3 separate regions of the Homo sapiens genome follow, and all the other regions are linked to region 2. The links are chromatin contacts, found by Hi-C or POLR2A ChIA-PET in ENCODE. All regions are on one chromosome and are shown on one strand. Each heading gives the region's core, a stretch centred on a gene start or an enhancer-like site at or near the end of the contact. The rest is flanking DNA. Distances are from core to core; before and after follow the strand shown. Region 1 has its middle 56 kb from the start of LINC02577. Region 2 has its middle 55 kb from the start of CTB-30L5.1. Region 3 has its middle 6.6 kb from the start of LINC02577.

Region 1 (4,674 bases), core at 302-2,801, 180 kb after region 2:
TACAAGATACCAACTTCTGTAGACTACATACAGGTCGTCAGCATGTGTGGGGTGGGTAAAGCCATGAAAACGAGTGAGCTTATGCTAGGATTGCTTAGACTGTGAGGAGAAAAGGGCCAAGATGATGGGAAGCATCAGTGTTTAACAGGTGGAAAGCCTGAAAAAGAATGTCCAGAAAGGCAAGAAGAGAGCCAGCAAAGAGCAATGTAATGGAAACCAAGGAGGAGAATTTTATGAAGGAAGTGATCAATATAGTCAAGTGCTGGAAAGAGAAGTTAAATAACATGAGGATTTTAAATAGTTAGAAAATCTTTAATGACTTTGCAGAAGCCACTTCACTAGGTTAATGGGATGTAAGCCTCATTATGGAGAGCTTTAGAGTAAATGAGCAATGATAAAGTGCAGAGAATGGTTTATATTATTTTGGGGGGTTAATAATGAAGTTGGAAAAATATAGGGTGATCTCTAAGAAGAATTACAAATTTAGGGGAAAGAACTTTCCTTTAATGTGGTAGAACCTGTAGCATGGTAAAAGGCTATGGAGAAGAAGCCAATGATAATAGGTTGAAAAAAATGGAAGAGAAAAGAAGCTAAGAAGTAACTGAAGCATTAGAAGGGAAATCTCCAGAGAAATCTAAGGATTGTCAACTATGCCAACTGTTTAAACAACTTCAAGAAACATAAGGACAGAGAACAGTCTACTGTATTTGGCAATTAGGGCATCAGTAAGAGTTGTTTTGAGAAGTTCACTTGAGTGTTGGGGACAGAAGCAGAGTACAAGGAGCTGAGAATCTAAGGGGATATGGGAAACTGAAGACAGAAAATTGAACACTACATTTTCAAAGCACTTGGCTGTGATTGGAAGAAGAAAAGTAAATTATTTAATCCTACCTATCATTTCTGCTAGGCCCATGGTCTCCTCTGAGTGGCCAGTATCCAGTGATCTTGCCCTGCTTATTGGACAGGAGTGGACACTAAGCCAAGGGAAGTTTACCTTATGGGCATAGCTGTCAATCAAAGGGGAGCACCCAAAGTAATGCACAATTTGCTTTTTCTTAGTGGATCCTCTTTCTGGGAGAAATTAAAAGTGTACTCACAGTTCAACGACAAATACACAGTGACACTACTGGAAGAGACTCATTTGTTTTTGGAGTTATGAAGCACTCTCCTTTTTCTTGGATTAATTTATCTCCATGGTAATTAACCAACAAAATTATGTTCAGAGATATAGTTTCTGTTAGATTGCCTTTCAGAGATTAGATCTTTCCTTTTCTACACTTCCCTTTATTTTGAGCCATGAATAGCAAAGCAAAGGACCATTAAGTATCCTATTAGCCAAATGCTTTAGTTTACACCATGATGATCTCAGAATACCTAAGTAATCAGTCAATACATTTTTTTAAAAGCCAAATAAGTTAATAATCTTAATGAAGTCTGACTTCATTAAGTCATTTTTGTAGTTCATTTTTGTAGTTTTTAGTGTAATTTAGAGACATAGCTCAAATCAACTTCCTCATTCTATAAGTAGAGGTACACATAATTATGCCCTTAAAGCTAATCAGGATTTTCAAAAGTCAAGCATACCATGGGCTGTGGCTTTTATTAGTCACAGCCTCCGGAAATGTTGATTCAGCTGAGTAGGAGGCAATGGGAGCATTCATTGTGACTTAGTTAATAGTCATGTGTGGGGGAAGGGTGCAGAACTGGGTAGAAGATGAAAGAAGATAAGCACATGTTTAAAAGAATTGCATTAAACAACTTTTTACTATGGTTAGAAAAGTAGCATTTGTTTTTTTCATGCTGTAATATGTTCAGCTTCATAATGAGTTGTGACATTTACAGCATTCTTTTAAAGATATCTGGGCAGAGCAAAGCCAGGGAGGAAATTACTGAGCATGACTACTGGCAACTGGTGATAAATACTTTCGCATTATTTAAAAATATTTAATGGCCACTGTCTTTATTGTGCAAGGTATACTACCATTTCATTATCATTTTTCAGATACGTGACTCAAGTTACCAAGTTGCCATGACTGCCTACTGGAGATGAAGGAAACAAAATCATCATTACTGAAAAATTCTTGAAGAAAAAAATGTTCATCAATTTGGAGATACCTGTCTTCCAGAATACTTGAGATTATTCTTTAAAAACAATTTTTACCACATATAAACAGAAGCCAAGGCTAACTCAAGATAAAAATTTAGGTCTTAAGGATCTTTCATGCCTGTAATCCCAGCACTTTGGGAGGCCAAGATGGGCATATTACTTGAGCTCAGGAGTTCAAGACCAGCCTGAGCAGCATGGCAAAATCCTGTCTCTACAACAAATATAAATATTAGCCAGGCATGGTGGCGAGTGCCTGTAATCCCAGCTACTCAGGAGGCTGAGGCAGGAGAATCACTTGAATCTGGGAGGCTGCGGTTGCAGCGAGCCGAGATTGCACCTCTGCACTACAGCCTGGGTGACAGAGTGAGACTGCATCTCAAAAAAGAAAAAAGATATACTTTGGGTGTGGATAGATGTAATATTTCTGAGAGAAAAGATCTTTTTTGCTCACTTTAAAAATTGTTCCTCCACCGCATCTCACCACTCCACAGCCTAAAATCACCTGATATTGATCCCTGTTCTATCCAGAGTATTAGTGATGTGTAGTATCTATTCAAAAAGTGCTCCAATACTGTCTTTGAGGTTTCCTCCCAGGCTACCGGCACCCATTCTGTAGCTTTTGCTGCTCTCAAATCTTGAGTTTACCAGAAATTGTCAATAAAAGTTTATTATACAAGAATCAGGACCATATTCCTTCCTCAAATGGCCCTTTAATGATTGTTGAATAAAATATCAAGGAGTTGCTGTGGTCTACTCATATCGTCCTAAAAACCAAGTTTGTACAAGTAGATAACAATCACTATGTTAGAACAACTTCTTGGCTGAAAGCAAGTACAAGACACCATTGATTATAAGACGCATCCCAATTTTAGACATGTTAACATGTGAAAACAAAAAACAGGCTTATCTTCAAGACATATTTTTAAACCTAGAAGAAGAGAAGGAAAAGGATGAGGAAAAGGAGAAGAACAAGAGAAAACTGTTCAAATAATCTAGATAAGAACTAAGGTACTAGTAGCAGAGAGAGAGAGAGAGAAGGGTTTGGACACAAGGCATATTTAGTAACTAGAATCACCAGGTCTTGGAACTGACGGGAAGTTGAGAAAGATGGCAACAAAGTATAGGAAAGCTATACAATTTCTAGGTCATATATCTGGATGGGAAGCAAATAAAAGATTAAGGGAAAATACTAGTTTAGTTTTGGATACACTATTTGACAACCAGATACAGATGTCCAGTAGGCAGTTGGATATATAAATCTGGAGCTTAGTAGAGTTGCCTAGTCTGCAGATATACAATTAGAAGACATTTATATGTGGTACTGGGTAATATTGCCCATCAATGGCCTATTGAATTTTTTTTAAGAAAAACATAAAAACCTCCAAACTAACCAGTACTGTATTGTCAGTATTCAGTTACAAGGAACAGAATCCACTGTAGCTGGTTTAAGAGGAAAGGGGTTTGTTACAGAATATTAAATGGCTTACTTTAAAAAGCTAATAAAAAAAGACTCCATTCTAAGGTTCTAGAAACAATTCCCAAAGCCACACTACAGAACTGGGTAGCTGAAGGAGCTGCTGCCTTAAAAATGATCAGGGATCTGTAAAATTAGCAAACTGCCATGTGAGAAATTACTAACACTACTTGCTTCCAAACCACATCACGTTCACTAAAATCTCCACCAGCAAAAATATGACCCTGTGCCTTGACTCTCTCCTCCTAGATTAACTGCAAATCTAAGTCTCATACAATGTATCTGTCTGATTGTCAGAAGGTAAATTATACCCAGAACTCTAGGACATTTGAAGAATGGCTTGCTTTGTTTTGCTTTGGCTTTGTGTGTTGAGCTTTCTGCCTTCCACATATTATAAGGAAGCTGAACTGAAACGTGTGGTGAGTGAGCCAGACCCTATCACCTACCATGAAGACCAAAAGCAGAACAATGGGGAACATGAACACTGAAAGTGTGAGAAGTTTGGCCATACCAAAGAAGGTATGGCCAGAGAGGTGAGCACCACAGTGAGTGTACAGCATGGAAGCCAGTGGAAAGGAAGCAGAAGAACAAAGCAGCACCAGAAGAAGCAAGGAGTGAAGAAAGGTCAATGTCAGAAGCTGCTAAGAAGTGAGCGTTTAAACAGCTGGATAATTTCTAAAGCAGGGGCCCATCCATGGCCTGTTAGGAAATGAGCCGCATAGCAGGAGGTGAGTGGCTGGCGATCGAGCAAAGTTTGATCTGTATTTACAGCAGCTCCCCATTGCTTGTATTACTGCCTAAGCTCACTTCCTTCAGATTTTAGGGGGCATTAGATGCTCATAGGAGCAAGGGCCCTAGTGTGAACTGTGCATTTGAGGGATCTGGGTTGTGTTCACCTTATGAGACTCTAACAAATGCCTGATGATCTGAGGTGGAACAGTTTCGTCCTAAAACTATTCCCCCCCAACCTCCCACCCCTTCCCATGGAAGAATTGTCTTCTGGGAAACCAGTCCCTGATGTCAAAAATGTTGGAGACTAAAGAGTATCTGATAGAGTTAGCAAAAACAAGGTCCTTTGGTGGCCTTGGCAAGA
Region 2 (4,961 bases), core at 275-2,774:
AACATTATAATTAAATGATGTTGAATGAAATTATGTTATCTGAGGATCTGCTGTGCATATATAGTTCTCTATTTCACTGCTTTGTCTACCTGCAAGTACCACATTATTTTTTTTGTCTATGACTTTGTAAAACATTTTAGTATCTAGTGGTGTGAATCTTCCATTTTATGTTTTTATGTGGTATAGTTGCTTTTCCTAATGTGAACCCTTATTCTACTTTATATATTTTGGAAATAGTTTATCAGGTTCCCTACCCTCTCCCCACCCTAATCCCGCAGAAAAAGAAAAATTTTACCTGAATTTTGGTTGGATTTGCTATGAAATTATAGATTAATTTGGGGGTCAAATTAATATGTTTAAAAGGTTAAGTCAGTTGTGCAGAATCTGGATTTTATAAAAAATAAAAGTAAAATGTTGTTTCATTTATGAAACAGGATTATCAGGGAAACCACTACTGCTGGTCTCAGCTGCTTACAGCACCCAAGCAGTAGTTCACAGAGAAGCTGCCTCGAGTCTGCCACTGTCCCTACTTTTGTCCATAACCATAAATGATGACTTCTATTATCTCTTTCCAAATGTCATGCAAATTCCTCTCAGTAGCAGAATCAAACCCAAAAGCTCCATGGCAAGAGGCAGGGATAATGCCAAGTTGACAACTATCCACCCAGTACAAAAGAAAAACAAAAAGTTCTTAATAAATGTTAAGTGATTTTCAATAAAGTTTAAAACACACAATATCAAAGATATTTTGAGTCGAAGCATATTTTAACTGATTCAGTGATATGACATATTATTTCACTTGGAAGCATTTCAACTATTTTAAGATTTGCAGAGGCTCACATTTAAAATAGGATGAATCTTTCACAAGGAATAGTATTTCTGGAAAGATCAAACAGTCAGTATGATATAGTATTCCCTCACTGCTCACCCCTAGCCATAGGTTTATTAAACTGTACCTAGTAAGAACTTTATAATGTAAGAGGGGCATGAAGAATTTCATGACTGCCCAGACACCAGCAATAAAAATGATTCAATGTGGGGGTGAATATGATTTATTTTACATAATGTACACACTGTGTGTAAATGACTGAGTCATTATTGGTTATAAAGTATAAGTAGAATTATTATCCAGAACAGTGGTCTCCAAACTCTATTGATCATACATCTTTGTCCATAAAGTTGCTTTGATCATACACAAATATGGAAATTAAAAAATAAAATTAGAAAGAGAGTTTCTAACATTTCTTTCCAGTTTCCCAATGGACCACCTTATGCAGCTCTTGTGGGGCACACACCCCCTGTAATGAGCACTGACTTATCTACTCTCCTGTGTTTTGTCCACATTCTTCATCTAGCTGGTCAAAGCTAGGAACTGAATAAACGTTGCCCATTACATGTAGAAGGATGCGTTGATCAAGACCTAGAGTCAATACTAAATTAAGCACAAAACTGATCAAGAACTAGAGTCAAGTTCACTCCACTAAATATCATACCTGCCAGGAGGGGGCAGATGTGAACAGGGCGTAAGAAAATCCCTACTCAGAGACAGAGAATGTGGAAAAAACAAGCAGCTAGAGGGAGGTGGGGCACAAATTCTACAAGACACACTGAAGCCAGCCAGAGATAGCCCATGGCTAGAACAGGAAACAGTCTGAAAACATCAAACTAAAACCAGAATACAAAAACAACTGCCAAAGACAGAATAAAGAAAAATGCTGGGGTTGGGGATTTGGGTGTGTAGTTCACAGTGGTGAGTGGAAAAAAAAAAAAAAAAAAAAAAAAAAACCAGGAGCTTTCATCCAGAAGCCCAAAGCTGGAGTGAAGAAGAGCTTCAGACAGTGCCAGAACAAATTTCAAGAGCCAGGCAGAAATAGTCAGGACTTCCAGGGCTCAGAAGTTTATGAGGCAACTATTTTGAAACTATTCCTGCAAGTAAGACTCTTCTAAAAAAACAAACTAGTATTCTCAGTCTTGTGATTTCTGATCATAAGGAATTCTCATTCTTTCCAATCTGGGAGATATGCAAGGCTCTGGCAGACTTTTTGAAATGTTAGAGCTCAAAACACAAGTCAAGCAGTTATAGCACATTGCTGAGCAGACAGCACACATTCACTGAAGATTTGTTTACCATTGATTTATCCTGCATGAATGATGTTCCACAGAGGAACACTATCCATAGTGAATACCCCAGGGGCCGTGGAATGTGAAGGCTCTAATGCTCTTCAAGGACCAGGTGCTGTTCTAGGCCCCAGGGATACAGCAATGAACCAGATAGACAAAGCCCCTGCCCTCCTCACACTCACAATCTAGTGGGACAACAACAAATAAAGAAACAAACAGATAATAAATTCCAGATAGTGAAAGTTCAGTGAAGAAAATCAAGCAAGGAGATGGACTAGAGTATGCTGAGGGTGGAAAAGGTGGACTCTCCCTTAAAGAGTAGTCGGGGAAAAGACTTGTTTTAGAGATGTGAGCAAGCCTTGGGAATCTCTGAAGGAAAAGCATCCCAGGCAGAGAGAATAACAAGTGCAAAGTTTCTAAGGAATAAATGACTTGGTGTGTCTGAGAACACAGCAGAATGGCCAATGTGGCTGGAGAGGACCGAGTGAGAAGAGAGAATGTTCAAAAAGTGAGATTTGATGTTTAGCTTTTTCTGTACTTGTATAGGCCTGATTATGTGGCTTAGCTAAGGTTTCCTAAAGAATCTTCTAGTAGCTGCCATTGGTTTGTAAAATAAAATTGGGGCTGTAAAAATTCAAAAAAAAAAGTGAGATTTGAGAGGTAAGCAGAGCTTGACTTTGAAGGGTCTTGAAGGTCATGGTGAGGAGTTTAGATTTTAGTCTAATGTTATCAGATGTACTTTTTTTTTTTTTTTTTTTTTTTTTTTTTTTTTTTTTTGAGACGGAGTCTCGCTCTTTCGCCCAGGCCGGAGTACAGTGGCGCTATCCCGGCTCACTGCAACCTCCGCCTCCCGGGTTCACGCCATTCTCCTGCCTCAGCCTCCCGAGTAGCTGGGACTACAGGCGCCCACCACTACGCCCGGCTAATTTTTTGTATTTTTAGTAGAGACGGGGTTTCACCGTGTTAGCCAGAATGGTCTTGATCTCCTGACCTCGTGATCCGCCCGCCTCGGCCTCCCAAAGTGCTGGGATTACAGGCGTGAGCCACCGTGCCTGGCCTATCAGATATGGGTTTTTTAAAGATCACTCTGGTCACAGGGTCTGGCTGTAGGGAATCGGACTGCAGTGTAGGGAATTGGCCCCTGGACTGTAGGGGCTTAAGAGAGGAAGCAGTGGTGTGCTGGAGGCACAAGAGCTATTAAATTTTCAGGAATTTGTGAACCAATTGTTAAACACAACAATTATTGAAAATTAAATTATATAAACTCACAAATAAGTGATATTAAAAAAGATTGTGAAATGGCATCATTTGTCTGGGGTGATTCCTGAGGTTCGTCATCTCATACCAGGGAAATAGAGGAAGCGGACGCACAAGGAGTGAGCTTAAGAGCAAAGGTTTAATCGGTGAAAGAAAGAGAAAAGAGGATAGCTCTCTCTCTTGCAGAGAGAGAGAGAGAGCAGCGCCCAAGTGGGTCTTCCACTTCTGTGGTAAAATGCACAGGGTTTCATAGACTGGCTTGAGAGGTGGTGTCTGATTTACATAAGGCCCAAAGATTGGTTGTACCAGGTGTGACATTTATATAGCGTGGGAAGAAGCTGGCCATCCCACCCTAACCTTTTATTATGCAAATGGGTTTTCTACCTGGCTGATGCCATGTTGTCTGCTCCTTACTGCACACGAGGTTGACAAAGAAAAGGGAAGATGGAGCCGCCATGTTGAACATGTCTAGCCCCTAGGTAGCCTTTTCCTATTGGCACAGCTGCCAGCATTCACCTGTGCAAGCTTCCAGCTTGCTTATTATCTCTGTTTGCAGCTTGATTTTACAGGCTGCTCTTTGTTAGAAAAGAAATGATTTGGGGGCTGCTTTTCACCGAAAAGAAAACCTTATGGAGGACTTTCTTACCCTTACTGTCTGCCTAAACAATTTCTAGCTCCTGTATCAATTGTAAATAATTTTTAAAAATCACTTTCTAATTATTTTACTACATTCACCATTATTGATGCACTGGAGGTTACTTACATCTTTTTATCTGTGCCTCTCTTCCCAACTCTCTGTTCATTGACATCATGTTGGTAGTTTGAAATGGCCGTGGTGGAAGTGTTTACACCACAGAAACTGGTGAAGACTACAAAGTAGGGCTTTTCCTCTTAGACAGCAAGGGGAATGTTTACCATCCACCACTGAAACAGGAAGACCAGCATCATGACAGCAGTCTGTGTGAGAGATAGTGGCCATGAAAACGAGGATGGTAGCAGTGGTGATCTGACAGTGACACAGTTTCACATAGATTTAAAGGTGAAGTCAGCAGAACTTGCTGATGTATTACATGTGAAAAGCGAAGGAAACAGAGGTATAAATAATGACCTCTGAGATTTTGAATGTGAGATTGGATGTAGCAATAATTAAAGAAAAGTTTCTTGAGACATTTTCCTTTCTAGGGCGTTTGTCAAGGTTTTTAAGATAGGTATCCTTTCTACAAGATAGGTGATGTTCTACAAGATAGCAATACTTGATGTAACAGATATGGTAATCACATAAAGTCAATGTTTGTCTTTTTTTTCCACTATGTACAGCATCCGGTATATAGTAGATGCTCAGTGTCTAGTCATACCCCTAGAATGGGATGTTATCTTCTGTATTTTGGATTTACATGTATTTAGGAATCTACAAGAAAAGCCATAGTCATTTCACCAGAACCTAGACATTATATCAACTGGCTTGAAAATGGTAGTTGAAAAGAACTGAATCACTTATTGAAACACAGAGCTCTCTAACTAACTGGTACTACATACCTAGTGGGCTATCCTCATTGGTACTGAAGACAGTGCTTTTTAGAGAA
Region 3 (4,813 bases), core at 933-3,432, 230 kb after region 2:
CCCAAGGAAGGACAATTCTGTGATACCATTCATGCCCCAGAACTCCCGCAGGATCAGGTTGGGGTCAGACTTTAGCGTACACGCATCTTTGCCCAGCTTCCTCCCCTCCCGTCCCCTGCTCAGCTTACTCCTCTACTGGCTTCTCCTGAACCCACTCCCTTAATGAGTCACTCCATTTCAGGCTCTCCTACTAGAGAACCTGACCTAAGGCACTTGCCTTGAACATTTCCAGAAATAGAGCTGTCTGCCTCACAAGGCATGCCATTCTGTTTTTGGACAGCTCTGATCATTAGAAAAGTTTTATTATTTTATTAGGATCACACTGCCTCTGTAATCTCCACACATGAGTCTATGTAGAGTAAGTCTAATCCCTTTTCCACATGACGGCCTCTCAGATATTGGGGCAGGGGGGATTCCTTCTTAAATCTACTTTATTTTTAGGCTATGAGAAAAAAGGGGGAGCTTTTTTAAAAAGTTTTTTAAAAACTATACAATAATATTCTAACTCAGAGTAATGTCTGCCTGACAACAAAATTGCATGAAGCAAATAATGAAAAGTCAGCCAGAAGAAAATCTGAAGAAGCTTATTTCAAATCCACTGGGTGCCAGGGGCAGAGAGAGGGGGTGGGGCAAAAAGACGTACCCAGCACAAGAGTGAAGAAGAGATCAAATCTCAGGAAAAGATAAATCAGACATAAACTACTCAAAACCAGACACAATGAAAGACTGCAAGGATCCCACAGAAGAGAAACCTTATAATTCTCCAGAGATGATGTCATAGAAGTAGACCTAAAAAAACTCTAGGACTCAAATGTGTATATGTCACATGCACACCGTATCCATACTTTGAAGATTTTTAGATAAGGATTGGTAAACACTGTCTCAGGATCATTGAGACTTACTGATGAGATGCATACCTGGAATACAACATTAAAAGAGCATGCATACCTTGTTCAAAAGGAAAACGTTTCCTCGAAAGGATAGGATAGGAAAATTGTATGTCAAGAATATATATATTCCAATGGAAATTTAAAATCTGAGAGTAGAAGTATTTAAAAGGGGATAAACCCGGAAAGAGATGGAAGTAGTATCTTTGAAGGACTGTAATACAGATACCCAGCACATGAAGGAAATTGGGTAAAACAATCCTAGATAGCTCTCATGAGCAGGGCAAAGTCAGAGATAACCAGGTCCATGCATGTTTGTGTCTCCACAATGTCAGATTTTTACTGATGCTATTTTAACCACAAAAGCCACAAGCTACATGGAGTTCTCAAGAAGGCAACTCTCTCCTTAGTACTTCTCGTTCACTCCGTAGTCAGAGCACACAGCTCAAGCCACTCCACAAGTCAGTCAACATTGCAAACCATATATAGTAGTATATTTCATCAACATATAAATGTTAAGATTAAACATTCCACACCAAAGTAATATTTAACATCAAGAGAAAGGGAATAGGAAAAAGGATTAATGAAGTAGTCCGAGGAAAGTGACGATGAAGACAGAAAGAATCTCCTGGTCTGTGCTCGGCGGTCCAGGAAAGGTCTTGAAAGGAAAAGTCTTTGATGTGGGCAGAGCCTTCAGCAGCAGATGCCAGGTGTTGATCACTAGTGACAGTAAGAGCATGTCAGTTAAGATGGCCGCTTTGAGCTGCTGAAGCCCTGCTCTTTTTACGACCACCAGAGGACTGATAGTGGAAGTGTGTGCTTGTTTATGCCCTTATCTGGTTGGATGCAGTCTTTATTTATTACAAATTTATTAAGCAAACATCGTATCCCTGTTGGCAAAATGTCCCGTGAAATGTAAGATGGAGTCTTTTTTTTAAGATGGAGTTACTTATGTCAAGGGTGCTCAATACAATAGCCTTTGTTGGGGCTTTATAACTTAAAATGTGCTTTCTCACATTTTCTTCAATCTCAGAGAAGACTTATCAGATGAATAATACATTATCATTATTTTATGGAAGTTATAAGTGATTAATTGACCATGCCCTGTTAAATTAAGTTTAGCCTAAAGCTGCCTCCTTACATATTTTTAAGTTGAGGCTAAAGGTTTCTCTGCACATAGTGAACTGTAACCTAACTGGATGTATCAACAGACTGTAACTTGCTCTTGTACCCATCACTGAGCTTCAGCCAATTGCAGATGGCCAACTGTTTAAACCACGTTCAAATAAGACAAACATCAAGCTGTAACAATCCAGCTGTTCCTATTCCTCACTTCTGTTTCACTTTCATTTTTCTGTTCATAAATCCTTTTCACGTGAGTCTGTCTGAATCTATTCTGGTTTGGGGATTGCCCAGTTCATGAAACATTCTTTGCTCAATTAAACTCTGTTAAATTTAGTTTGTCCAAAATTTTTCTTTTAGCAGCTGCAGATCGCCCAACTCATCGGTGGTAGGTCTAAGACTCGAGCATGGGTCTTTAAGCCTAAAGTCTATATTCTTGCCACATAGCCATGCTATCTTCTGATACATGTAGCAAAACTGCTACAGAATTGGCCACCTGGAACCAGTTAGTGGTATCCTGCTATTAACCACATGTATTGGTTACCTGATGCTGCCATAACAAATCACCACAAACTAGGTGGCTTAAAACAACAAAAAATTATTATCTCAGTGTTGGCAGCTAGTAGTCTGCAACTAAGGTGCTGGCAGGTTGATGTTTTCCTCTGACGCCTCTAGGGAACCTTCCTTGCCTCTTCCTAGCCTCTAGCAGTTGCTTGCCACCCTTGGTGCTCCCTGGCTTCTAGATGCATCACTGCAGTCTCCACCTACGATCTTCTCCCTGTCTGTGTCCCTGTGTCCCAATGCTCCTCTTTTTATAAGGATCCAGTTATATTGAATTTAGGGCCCATTCTAATCCAGTATGACCTCGTCTTAACTTGATTACATCTGCAAAGACTGTATTTTCAAATAAGGTCATATTCACAGGCTCCAGGTGAACATAAGCTGGGGAAAGGCACACATTCAACCCAGCGCACAGCAGACGGAGAGTTTGTTCTTGGTTTGGGTTACTGACAATTTTCCCTCAGCAGGTAAAGGAATACATTTAGGAAATTTTTGTCCTGGATTCCAACAAGAAAGAAGGAGGTGTCAAATGCAGAAACAAGCAAACCTTGGAATAAAATGGCCTTGATGTTTATAATAGTGAAAAAGGTAATGGTCAGACCTTCAGAAAGGGGGCTTCATAAAAAGTAAGGAAAATAATAGTGCCCAAGGGAATATGTTTAGAAGAGGAATGTAGACTCTGAAAACAGGATTACTTGAGCATTACAAAAATGATCCTGTTTAGGAGGAAAGATATGCTGTCTGGAAAGAAAATATAATAGAAATAATCTCAGATAATTGACCATAAACAAGCTTGTGCTGAAAACATAAACAGCAAGAATAGAATAATAGTCTAGGAGCACACAGTTCTCAGAGAGGAGGTAAAAGGAGGGTTAGATCTGGAGTAGTAAGACTCGAGGTTCCTATGGCTCAGAGGACGGATGGGGTGGACAGACCCAAGCATGCGATAAAAGAAAGGGAAAATTTGTTTAGAGTATTATGAGAATAAAGTCTTAAAATAAAGTAGGGGCGGAGATAAATACTAAAGACAGCAAGAAAGCTGTTTTTCTTTTTAATCTCCGTAGCCAAGAAAAGATCTGGGAAGAAAAACCTATGCTGTATCTCAGACAATATCACCTTAGGCCAAGCATGGTGGCTGACACCTGTAATCCTAATGCTTTGGGAGGCCAAGGCAGGAGGATCACTTGAGCCCAGGAGGACCTCTTGCCCACCAGCCTGGGCAACAAAGTGAGACTCCATCTCTACAAAACTTTGTAAAAAATTAGCCAGGTGTGGTAGCACACGCCTGTGTTCCCAGCTACTCGGGGCTGAGGTGGGAGGATCACTTGAGCCCAGAAAGTAAACCCTCACTAGCCATGTTCACTCCACTGCACTCCAGCCTGGGCCACAGAGCAAGACCTTGTCTCAAAAAAAAAAAAAAAAATTACAATATAACCTTAACAAATGATAACATAATCAAAGAACCATTCAATTTTCTGCTTCCTTCCATATTCTAAGAGAGATGAACATCAATTTTGAAGCAAACATTATGAAGAGAGAATTAAAACCTACAATAGAAAAAGAGATAGTAAGAGAAATCTTCACTTACTCTGAATGACTTCAAAACTTCTGTTAATACAAATTCTATCCCAAAGTATCAAAAGAGTTTGCAGATGAGATCAGAGAACTGCTCCTGAGAATCAAGGAGAATGGAAAAGGTGACTAATGGCTGGAAAATGTTTCTACTTCTAAAAATAGTGAAAGAATGAGATCTGTATGTAAACTGATGAGCCTCATGCAGACGCCAAACAAAATTCTAAAATGGATGATTTGTAGGCAAGATACAGTAAACAAATACTAACCAGTGTGAATTCACTAAGAACAAGTCATGCCAACCAGTCTCACTTCTTTTCTTAGATTTGGTTGCCTGTGTGTCAGGAGGAAGGCATGCACATGGTATGCCTTGGTTTTAGCATAGCATTTGCCAAATATCGTGATGCACACCTTTTGTTGTTAAGATGGAGGAATGAGGGCCCAGGTAACAGCAAGATGACTGGTGGTTTGCTGCATAGTTAGGCATTCAATGTCACCCAAAGAATATTGGCCAAAGACTTGACTTCCACCTTAAAAGGCAAACTCCAAGAATTTATGATTTGCTCATTTCTGTTCAATATTTTTGTCAAAAACATGAAAACCACAGAATGCATGTTTATGAATATTTCAATTTAAAAATTAGGGAGACAGAGCTAATACACGAGGAGACA

What was found. Hi-C counts contacts between places; a loop is a spot of excess contacts on that map. ChIA-PET counts read pairs that join two places held with the same protein, here RNA polymerase II (POLR2A). Pooled maps may share reads with other maps.
Region 1: a loop to region 2 is called in a pooled map, with 4 times the contacts of the local background. The contact joins two enhancer-like sites. A Hi-C loop is called at or near these places in 1 of 168 maps with a recorded cell type or tissue (endothelial cell of umbilical vein), 7 of 37 single-sample maps with no recorded cell type and 6 of 50 pooled maps. POLR2A ChIA-PET finds 5 or more read pairs at or near these places in 3 of 52 experiments (BJ, activated B cell and activated CD4-positive, alpha-beta T cell).
Region 3: a pooled map shows a loop between it and region 2 (4-fold over the local background). The contact joins two enhancer-like sites. A Hi-C loop is called at or near these places in 4 of 168 maps with a recorded cell type or tissue (HCT116, K562, PC-9 and 1 more), 3 of 37 single-sample maps with no recorded cell type and 7 of 50 pooled maps. POLR2A ChIA-PET finds 5 or more read pairs at or near these places in 5 of 52 experiments (HCT116, K562, activated CD8-positive, alpha-beta memory T cell and 2 more).

The regions. Positions count from the first base shown.
Region 1 is chr7:106,716,765-106,721,438 of GRCh38, forward strand. No RefSeq gene overlaps it. Among named protein-coding and RNA genes, the nearest start is that of LINC02577, 56 kb to the right of the region's middle. RefSeq lists enhancers at 1,340-2,539, 4,059-4,318. Within about 2 kb of position 1,552, at least 9 of the 41 ENCODE cell types and tissues checked have a DNase peak (open chromatin) inside an H3K27ac peak, as active enhancers do; they include endothelial cell of umbilical vein, where a contact is called at or near this core.
Region 2 is chr7:106,541,152-106,546,112 of GRCh38, forward strand. No RefSeq gene overlaps it. Among named protein-coding and RNA genes, the nearest start is that of CTB-30L5.1, 55 kb to the right of the region's middle. Within about 2 kb of position 1,525, at least 9 of the 41 ENCODE cell types and tissues checked have a DNase peak (open chromatin) inside an H3K27ac peak, as active enhancers do; they include endothelial cell of umbilical vein, where a contact is called at or near this core.
Region 3 is chr7:106,765,994-106,770,806 of GRCh38, forward strand. No RefSeq gene overlaps it. Among named protein-coding and RNA genes, the nearest start is that of LINC02577, 6.6 kb to the right of the region's middle. Within about 2 kb of position 2,183, at least 4 of the 41 ENCODE cell types and tissues checked have a DNase peak (open chromatin) inside an H3K27ac peak, as active enhancers do.